Regions from separate parts of the Homo sapiens genome. Here region 1 is linked to region 2. A link is a contact called in ENCODE Hi-C or POLR2A ChIA-PET data. All regions are on one chromosome and are shown on one strand. Each heading gives the region's core, a stretch centred on a gene start or an enhancer-like site at or near the end of the contact. The rest is flanking DNA. Distances are from core to core; before and after follow the strand shown.

Evidence for each region. A loop is a pair of places that touch in the nucleus more often than their neighbours do. ChIA-PET counts read pairs that join two places held with the same protein, here RNA polymerase II (POLR2A). Pooled maps may share reads with other maps.
Region 1: a pooled map shows a loop between it and region 2 (9-fold over the local background). The contact joins the promoter of LNPEP here to the enhancer-like site in region 2. A Hi-C loop is called at or near these places in 10 of 50 pooled maps. POLR2A ChIA-PET finds 5 or more read pairs at or near these places in 2 of 52 experiments (PC-9 and activated T-cell).

The regions. Positions count from the first base shown.
Region 1 is chr5:96,934,146-96,937,940 of GRCh38, reverse strand. LNPEP (leucyl and cystinyl aminopeptidase) reads right to left here and starts at 1,861. Exons shown (of 18, transcript NM_005575.3): 1 at 1,767-1,861. The coding sequence starts at 1,785. LOC124901030 reads left to right here and starts at 1,866. Exons shown (of 1, transcript XM_047417984.1): 1 at 1,866-3,795. The coding sequence starts at 1,866. The coding sequence ends at 2,570. It also overlaps a transcript of ERAP1 not described here. RefSeq lists silencers at 1,328-1,407, 1,538-1,607, 2,548-2,617, 3,058-3,177 and enhancers at 2,198-2,507, 2,808-2,947, 3,258-3,387, 3,448-3,657.
Region 2 is chr5:95,868,436-95,871,945 of GRCh38, reverse strand. The region is part of intron 1 of LOC105379091 (a long non-coding RNA gene); the gene reads right to left. Among named protein-coding and RNA genes, the nearest start is that of LINC01554, 18 kb to the right of the region's middle. Within about 2 kb of position 1,770, at least 7 of the 41 ENCODE cell types and tissues checked have a DNase peak (open chromatin) inside an H3K27ac peak, as active enhancers do.

The sequences.
Region 1 (3,795 bases), core at 612-3,111, 1.1 Mb before region 2:
AAGATAGGAAAGAATCAGAAATCCAATTTCCTACATGAAAGTTGAAGCATTGCTTCTTTTTTTGTTCTCTTCTGTGGGATTTTTCCATTGTCCTCCCAAATGTGACAGTTTGCAAATACCCACATCTAGAAGCAATCTAGAAGCATATTCTATAAGAGAAAAGACACCAATTTTAAAACTTGAGAAAGTACTTTAATTCTGTAGGCAAAGGTTCAGCAAATCAGCTAGCACTAATCTTGACCAAATGGGTGAGTCAGCCTCATCACAGAGATTTTTTTTTTAATTTAGATGAAATTTCACATTTAAAAACATGGTAACTCCAAGCATTCTTCCAAAAACAAAGAATGAACATTGGAATAGTCACTTACAAGGACTTAACGACTTGTATTAAACATATTTTACACTAAAGTACTAGATGGTCTCTAGTTCATTTTAGCTCAAACCTTCCTTAATTCTTCGAGTAACTTCACCAGACTATTCTTTAAGTCTTAGTAATTACAAATAGAACCTGAATGAGAAAGAAAATTCAGAATTAAAGTTGTTATCAGTAAGCCTAATTAAACAGTGCAGACAGAAAGATGGCAGTAGAATAAAGCATTCTACATTAGGAATAGGGAGAATATAATCAGTAGTTCACAGCCCCATGAATGAAGCACAGCATACAACAAAGTCTGGCTGGGATTTGGGATAAAGTGGACAATATCTGTCTGCTCTTGAGTGGTAACTAACAAACTAAACAGGGATATAGACTGTGGCCCCTATTAATGTGATACTGTACCTGAAGTAACCAACCACACTCAGCAAAACATGTCAACCAGAGACTGAATCCTCTTTTAGTGAGTCGTCTCCCTTACTGGCAGTTTTCCTACTTTCTATCTTAAAAGGGAATCCACACACTCAACACCGCAAAACGGTAAGACATCTCACCCCTATATTGTGGCTCTGGCACTTCTGGTCCGCACAAAAGCCATGGTTCTAACTAGGGTGGGATTTATGCTCCCCGTTCAGTGAAGGGCTGTGGCTGTTTGCAGGGTGCAGGCTCCCTGCGTTGACTCTCGCTTCCTGTCACACAGTGGTATCACCACCGTGACGGACCCTTGACATTAACAAGTCTTTGACTGAAAAACTGATGTGATCTGCAGCCAGTGAGGGGATGCGTGGTGGCCCTGCCGAGTACCTCGGCAGGGTCAGGAGGGTGGCACTGTGGCCAGGCACCTCCGCGGCACCGAGCGAGGTGAGCAAGCCTTTCCTGAAGTTTCCCTTCCTTCCACAACATTAACCTGCCAAGCCTCCCACCCCCACCCCGCCCTATTAGGAAAAGTCACGCCGGCAGCTCACTGAAGGGCAGGGGGACAGCTCCTGGCGCCCCACAAAAGTTGGGCTCGGCAGCTGCCACAACTTAACGCTCCTACAGGAGAGTCGGGCCGACACCGCCTCCTCCGGGGGCAAACCTGAGCTGCCAACTTTCCCACTGCCCACTCCTCTGCGCACAGCAGCCCAAACTTTGCTGTTTGCCCACCGGCCGCACCCCGGGCGAGCGGCGGCGGCGCTGACCTTCAAGCCAGCCCCGGGTCCCGCACTGGCCGCCGCCCGCCCCCCGAACCTCCCTGCCTCCCCCAGATCCCCTCTCCCTGCCTCCCTCAGCCCTCGTGGGAAGCCCGCGGTGTTGGGGGAGACGGCTGCAGCCCGACCCCGCGTGTCACGACTGCCCACGACCCTCAGGGCTCCGGAGAGCCCGGGTCCCGGCGCCTCGGCAGCCCACTCACCATTGGTGAAGGGCTCCATTTTCCCCCCGCCGCGGCTCCTTACAGCCGGAGCGCCCGAGCTTCCTACTCCGAGAGCTGAGGCGGCCCAGCTGACTGAGCATGCCCAGCGCGGCCTCCAAGGGCTGCCAGGGAGGTGCCGCGAGGGGCGGCGCCGCTCCGCCGTTCCGGGTTTTCGTGGCAGCTGCAGAAAGAGCGAGGGAAGCAAGAGGGAAAAGCACAGTCAAACCCCCTGCTGCTCCGTGGACAGGCGAGGTGGGAGCGGGTTCGCGCTGGGGGCGGGGCCTAGGCGGGGCCGGGAAAGCCCAGCCCCTACCTGAAGTGGACCCGGCTGCGGCGCTCTCCCCGGCCGGGAACGGTGTTCAGTCACTCAACAAATGTGGAGCCCTACTGCGACCCGCCCGATCCCGGACGCCGAGACACCCGCACTGCGCCAGAAAATCATGGTCCCAGTCCCAGGAGCGGACATTCCAGAAACAGACCATAAATAAACACAGAAGACACACGAGTGTAAAGTCAGTGCCCCGCTGCGAATTAAATCGGGGTGATGTGATGGCGAGTGAGTGGGTAGTTAATTCGGATGGCTTGGTTAGACGAGGCCTCGCTGAGCAGGTGCCACTGAAGCCGAAGTCTGAAGGCAGAGCAGGAACCTGCGGGCGAAGGTCGCTATCTGAACCGCGAATCGCTGGTTTCCCTGGGGAGGTTGGCCGCGGAGGGATCACTGCTCGAAGGACCGAGGGAGCGGGCGCTGTAGGTGTTTTCGGCAGAGATGCCCGCCCGCATCAGAGTGCCTCAGGAGGGCGGTGAGGAGGAGACGGAAGAGAGGGCGGGGACCTCGCAGGGCCGAGGGCGCCCTGGGGTCCAGTCCCGGGGCTGGCGGCTGCCTTGCGGCCTCTAGGTGCGGGCGGATAACAAAACCCGGCGCCGGATCGCCCGGCCCGGGTCGCGGGCGCCGCAGGATGTGGGCAGAAGGCCCGCCTGTTCCGAGCCTTAAATCAACACCTGCGGTTCCCGGGGGTGCTACCACTGGGGCCCGCAGCAAGGCTCCGCGGCGCTAGGCCCGAGAAACCGAAACTCCCCTAGTCGCCCCTGCCCCCCAGCACTCGCGCCATTGCCTCCAGCCCCGAGCCACCATTGTTTCCAGTGCCAAATCGGGCAGCCCCGCTAGCCTCCGAGGCCGAACCGCCAGGGGCCCCATAAGCCCCGAGGAGGCTCGTCGGGAACCGCTTCCTTATCCTCTCGGTATGCGCATCGCCACCACCCTCGCTGCAGAGGCCGCCGCCCTCCCAGCGCGCCATCACCGCCTCCTCTGCCTCTTCCCCTCCCTCAGCCCCGGCCCCTGCATTGACTTGGCTCGGGCTGCGCCTCACTGCGCCTGCCAACTGTCACACGCTCTGAGGCTTTCAACAGCGGGGCGCCAGGGACAAACAAGCCGCGGCAAGCGCAAACAGCCTGCTCAAACAGGGACGGCCAGGGTGTTGTTTGACCAGCACTGGAATTGGAAACTAGGTTTCGAAGAAGTCAAATCGAAGTACAATATTGTATTTTAAACTGCCTGTTGTTATTACATCCCTCACAACGCACGCTCTACTTGAAACTTCCAGTGGATACCAACTGCACTTAGAATAAAAAATGAAACTCCTTGCCTAACTCTGGGACCTCATCAGCACATACTCACCATATTTTGGTAACAAAGGCCTTCATGCTGTTCCCGGAAGTCGCCAAGTTCCATCCATCATTGTTAATAATTCCTTTTGCTCGCTCCTCGCACAAGAACTGTTTCTTCTGCTTAGTGCTTTGCCTACTGATTCCATCTTGTCATTTAAGTCTCGGCTCAAATGTCACCTCTGCAAAGAACCCTTGTCTGACCATACATCTAAAATAGCCACAAACACTCTATAAAGACTTGGCCTTGCTTTATTTCCTTCTCAGCACTCATCACTGTCTGAAACAATGTTTTGGATTTGTTGCTTATTATCAGTCTCCCTTCTCAAGAATGCAAGCTTTGTGAGGGCAGAGTCGTAATCTTTTT
Region 2 (3,510 bases), core at 521-3,020:
GTCAAGATCCCTGCACAATGCCTGGCTCATAGTAGCTGTTTTGTAAATGTTTATTTTCCTTCCAAATTAAGTCTACTTGCGTAACATGCTTCATTCCTTAATTGCCATTATCTGTTGTATTAACTATCTAACATATATAAAGACTTTTTAAAAAATATTCTGACTGGGAGCGGTGGCTCACACTTGTAATTCCAGCACTTTGGGAGGCCGAGGCAGGCAGATCACTTGAGGTCAGGAGTTCACGACCAGCCTGGGCAACGCAGTAAAACCCCATCTCTACTAAAGATACAAACATTAGCTAGGTGTGTTGGCTCAAGCCTGTAATCCCAGCTACTCAAGAGGCTGAGACATGAGAATCGCTTGAACCCGGGAGGTGGAGTGCGGTGAGCTGAGATCGCGCCAGTGTGCTCCAGCCTGAGTGATAGCATGAGACTCTGTGTCAAAAAAAAAAAAAAAAGTTCTTACCTCTTGTTAAGTATATCTGTTATGTAATTGATTGTATAACTTTTAGCTGTATCATTGCTCTTGTTCTATTAACCTTATGTCTAAAAAGCAAATGATGTACACTGTACTTTCCTGGCCAAAAAAAACCCCACAAAAAACAAATAAGAGAACCATTGTGAAAGTGGTTTTCAAACTATCAAGTGTAGGAAATGGTATTATCATAATGTGTACCTTATCTTATGTTCCCTCATTTAGAAAGAAATCCCTGCCCTCTACCCTTTGAGTGGGAGACACCTTTAGCAGATTTGAACTGGGTTTTTACCCTGGCATGTCTTTAGGCAAGTTTTGTAGTGACTGCAGGCTATTTCTTTGGAATATTTAGGGTCTGCTTGAGGCTGGCTTGGAACTTGGCCAGTGCTTTCCATAGAGGTGCAACACTGTACATGTAAAAAGAAAATAGATCAGAATCTCCTGTAGCTGTGCTGTCTCGTTCCTCAGCTAAAGGTCATTCTTAATCCTTCTATAGCTCCCAGAATGCTGTATGCAGTGGTTTTTTAAATGCGCCAGGGAGGAAATGGCATCTATAAAGCAAAGCAGGAAACAACCTCTTCACAGGAGCAAGAGACCACAAATGTTCCAGAATTCCATTTAAAACACTGCAAAGATGAGTTCTAGGGAAACTTATGGTCATGTTTTTCCCATAGTTAAATTTTGGAACTATATTCCTGGGTAGGATTATGGCTGGGACTTTAACCATCAGCCTTCTGTAAAAGGGAATGAAGAAAGAGGCAAGTCCATGAACCAGTGTCACCACGGACGCAGAGGATGGTATTAACCATGGCTGGGGAGTTCCCACTAAACCCAGGGACCACCAAGCTGAGATCAATGTGAGACTAACTGCTTCTCAGAAACATAGAAATCAAAAGCAACACTGAGAATGTCACACTCAGACTGTTGTGAAGCACATGGCATTGAACACTGAGAATCCGTGGGCCTGACCTGCAGAGCTGACTCCTTTCCTTAGCAGCCCCATTTCTCAGGAGGAGCAGCAAACCCCCACCTCCAGTAGAAGCCAACCAAGTCCATTTCCCATAGCCACTGGCAGCCCCTTAATCACTGAGTATTTTCCACAGGCTGGACTACATAGAACTTACCCATTCAGAGAAGGGGTTATTTCAAAACTAAAAGTAAATTTGTTCTCTGAATATGATCTCATTTCCACATTTCCTAAGCTTACCAGCAGCTTGAGTTTCCTTTTTTCTATTCATAGCAGTTCCTTCATCTACTTTTGACTCAACCCTTATCAAAGCAGGTATAGTTCCCTCAGACATTTGTCTGGAAAAACCATGTAAGTGACTCAACAACAAACAACTAAGGAAGCATGAGCACTGCTGTATCATCTTTTTGGTTTAGTATCCTTTATTTTCTAGAAGTGATGCTTTTGTATCTAGCTTCTTTGTATGTATTAGCTAATAGAACAAAAACAGAAAAATATTTACATATATATATTTTACACAAATATATATGTATATATATAAAATGTGTTGGCCAACACCCTTATAATTTACTGCATAAGTTGTACACATTAAAAGAAAAAAAAGATAGCAATGTCTCCTTTAAAAGTTATGCCAAAATTAAAACCCATGCCACTTGAAAAGGTTAAAGCATACTATTTCTAACACCTATTAAACTTCTTTGCTTTCTTAAAACATTCTGTACAGATACTGCCTAACTGTGGAAATCAGTACATCCTTTTCCTCTTTTTAGCCCCTAAAATAAAACTAGCTCCCTCAAGCCAAAAAAAAAAAAGAGGTAGGTTTTGTTTTGATTTCTTCTTATGTGGTATCTCAGCTCATGCTGAGGAAGTGGCTGCAAACGTGTTCACTGTGCCCACACTGTGGTTCCCCAGGCTTGGGGCTGGGGGATGAAGTTTTGTGAAACTTGGTTTAGCCTGGGCTTATTTTGGTGCCTGAGCCCAAATATTTCTTGCCTCTTTCTGCTCCTACTCTCATGCCACTTTTCATTCTTTATTTCTTTTCTTTCTTTTTTTTTTTTTTTCTTTTTTTGGAGACAGAGTTTTGCTCTGTCACCCAGGCTGGAGTGCAGTGGCATGATGTCGGATCACTGCAACCTCCACTTCCTGAGTTCAAGCGATCCTCCTGCCTACAGGTGCATGCCACCATGCCTGGCTAATTTTTTTGTATTTTTAGTAGAGCTGGGGTTTCACCATGTTGGCCAGGCTGGTCTCAAACACCTGACCTCAGGTGATCCTCCCACCTCAGCCTCCCAAGTAGCTGGAATTACAGGTGTGTGCCACCATGCCCAGTTTTGTTTTGTTTTGTTTTGTTTTTTTGAGGGAGCAGGTCTCGCTATGTTGCCAAGGCTGGTCTTGAACTCCTGGCCTCAGCCTCCCAAAGTGTTGGGATTGCAGGCGTGAGCCACCATGCCCAGCCTCACACCACATCTTGATGTGGGCCTTAGCTTATTTTTATGTAGCTGTTAGCCCACTTTTGTACTTGCCTTCTCAGCTTCCCTCAAGGGGCCTAGAAGGCATCAAAGTCAAGACAACTCTAAAAGTTTATTTTGACAAATAGTCTAAAGCCATGACTATCTGTTGTAGAAATATCTGGTCACTTTAGCAAAAACACAAAGCAAATATACATTGGCTGTAGATCTCACATGAATTTTATCATTTCTTGCCATTAAGCTTATGCTATAGAAGCCTGCCAGTTGGGGACAAGCTGTGAAATTTGGGTTTTATAAGCAGATATACCAGGAAGGTACAGGTGATACTGTTCTTTTTAGTTCTTGTGATTGTCCTTTGGGCCAGTAGCAAAGAAGCCATCCTGGCAGAGGAGCTGACTTTGAGGTCTGCAGACACCCAAGGGGCTCTTGGATAGAATTCCAAGGTTCTATAAACTTGGATGGGGAAAGACCCACTTATTTGTTTTCACTAACCTGTAACTAAAATTTAGCAATTTTTTCAATTAAGAAGGCAGGTAACTGTCTTAGTCCATTTGTGTTGCTATAAAAAAAAATCTAAGTCTGGGTAATTCATAAGGAAAA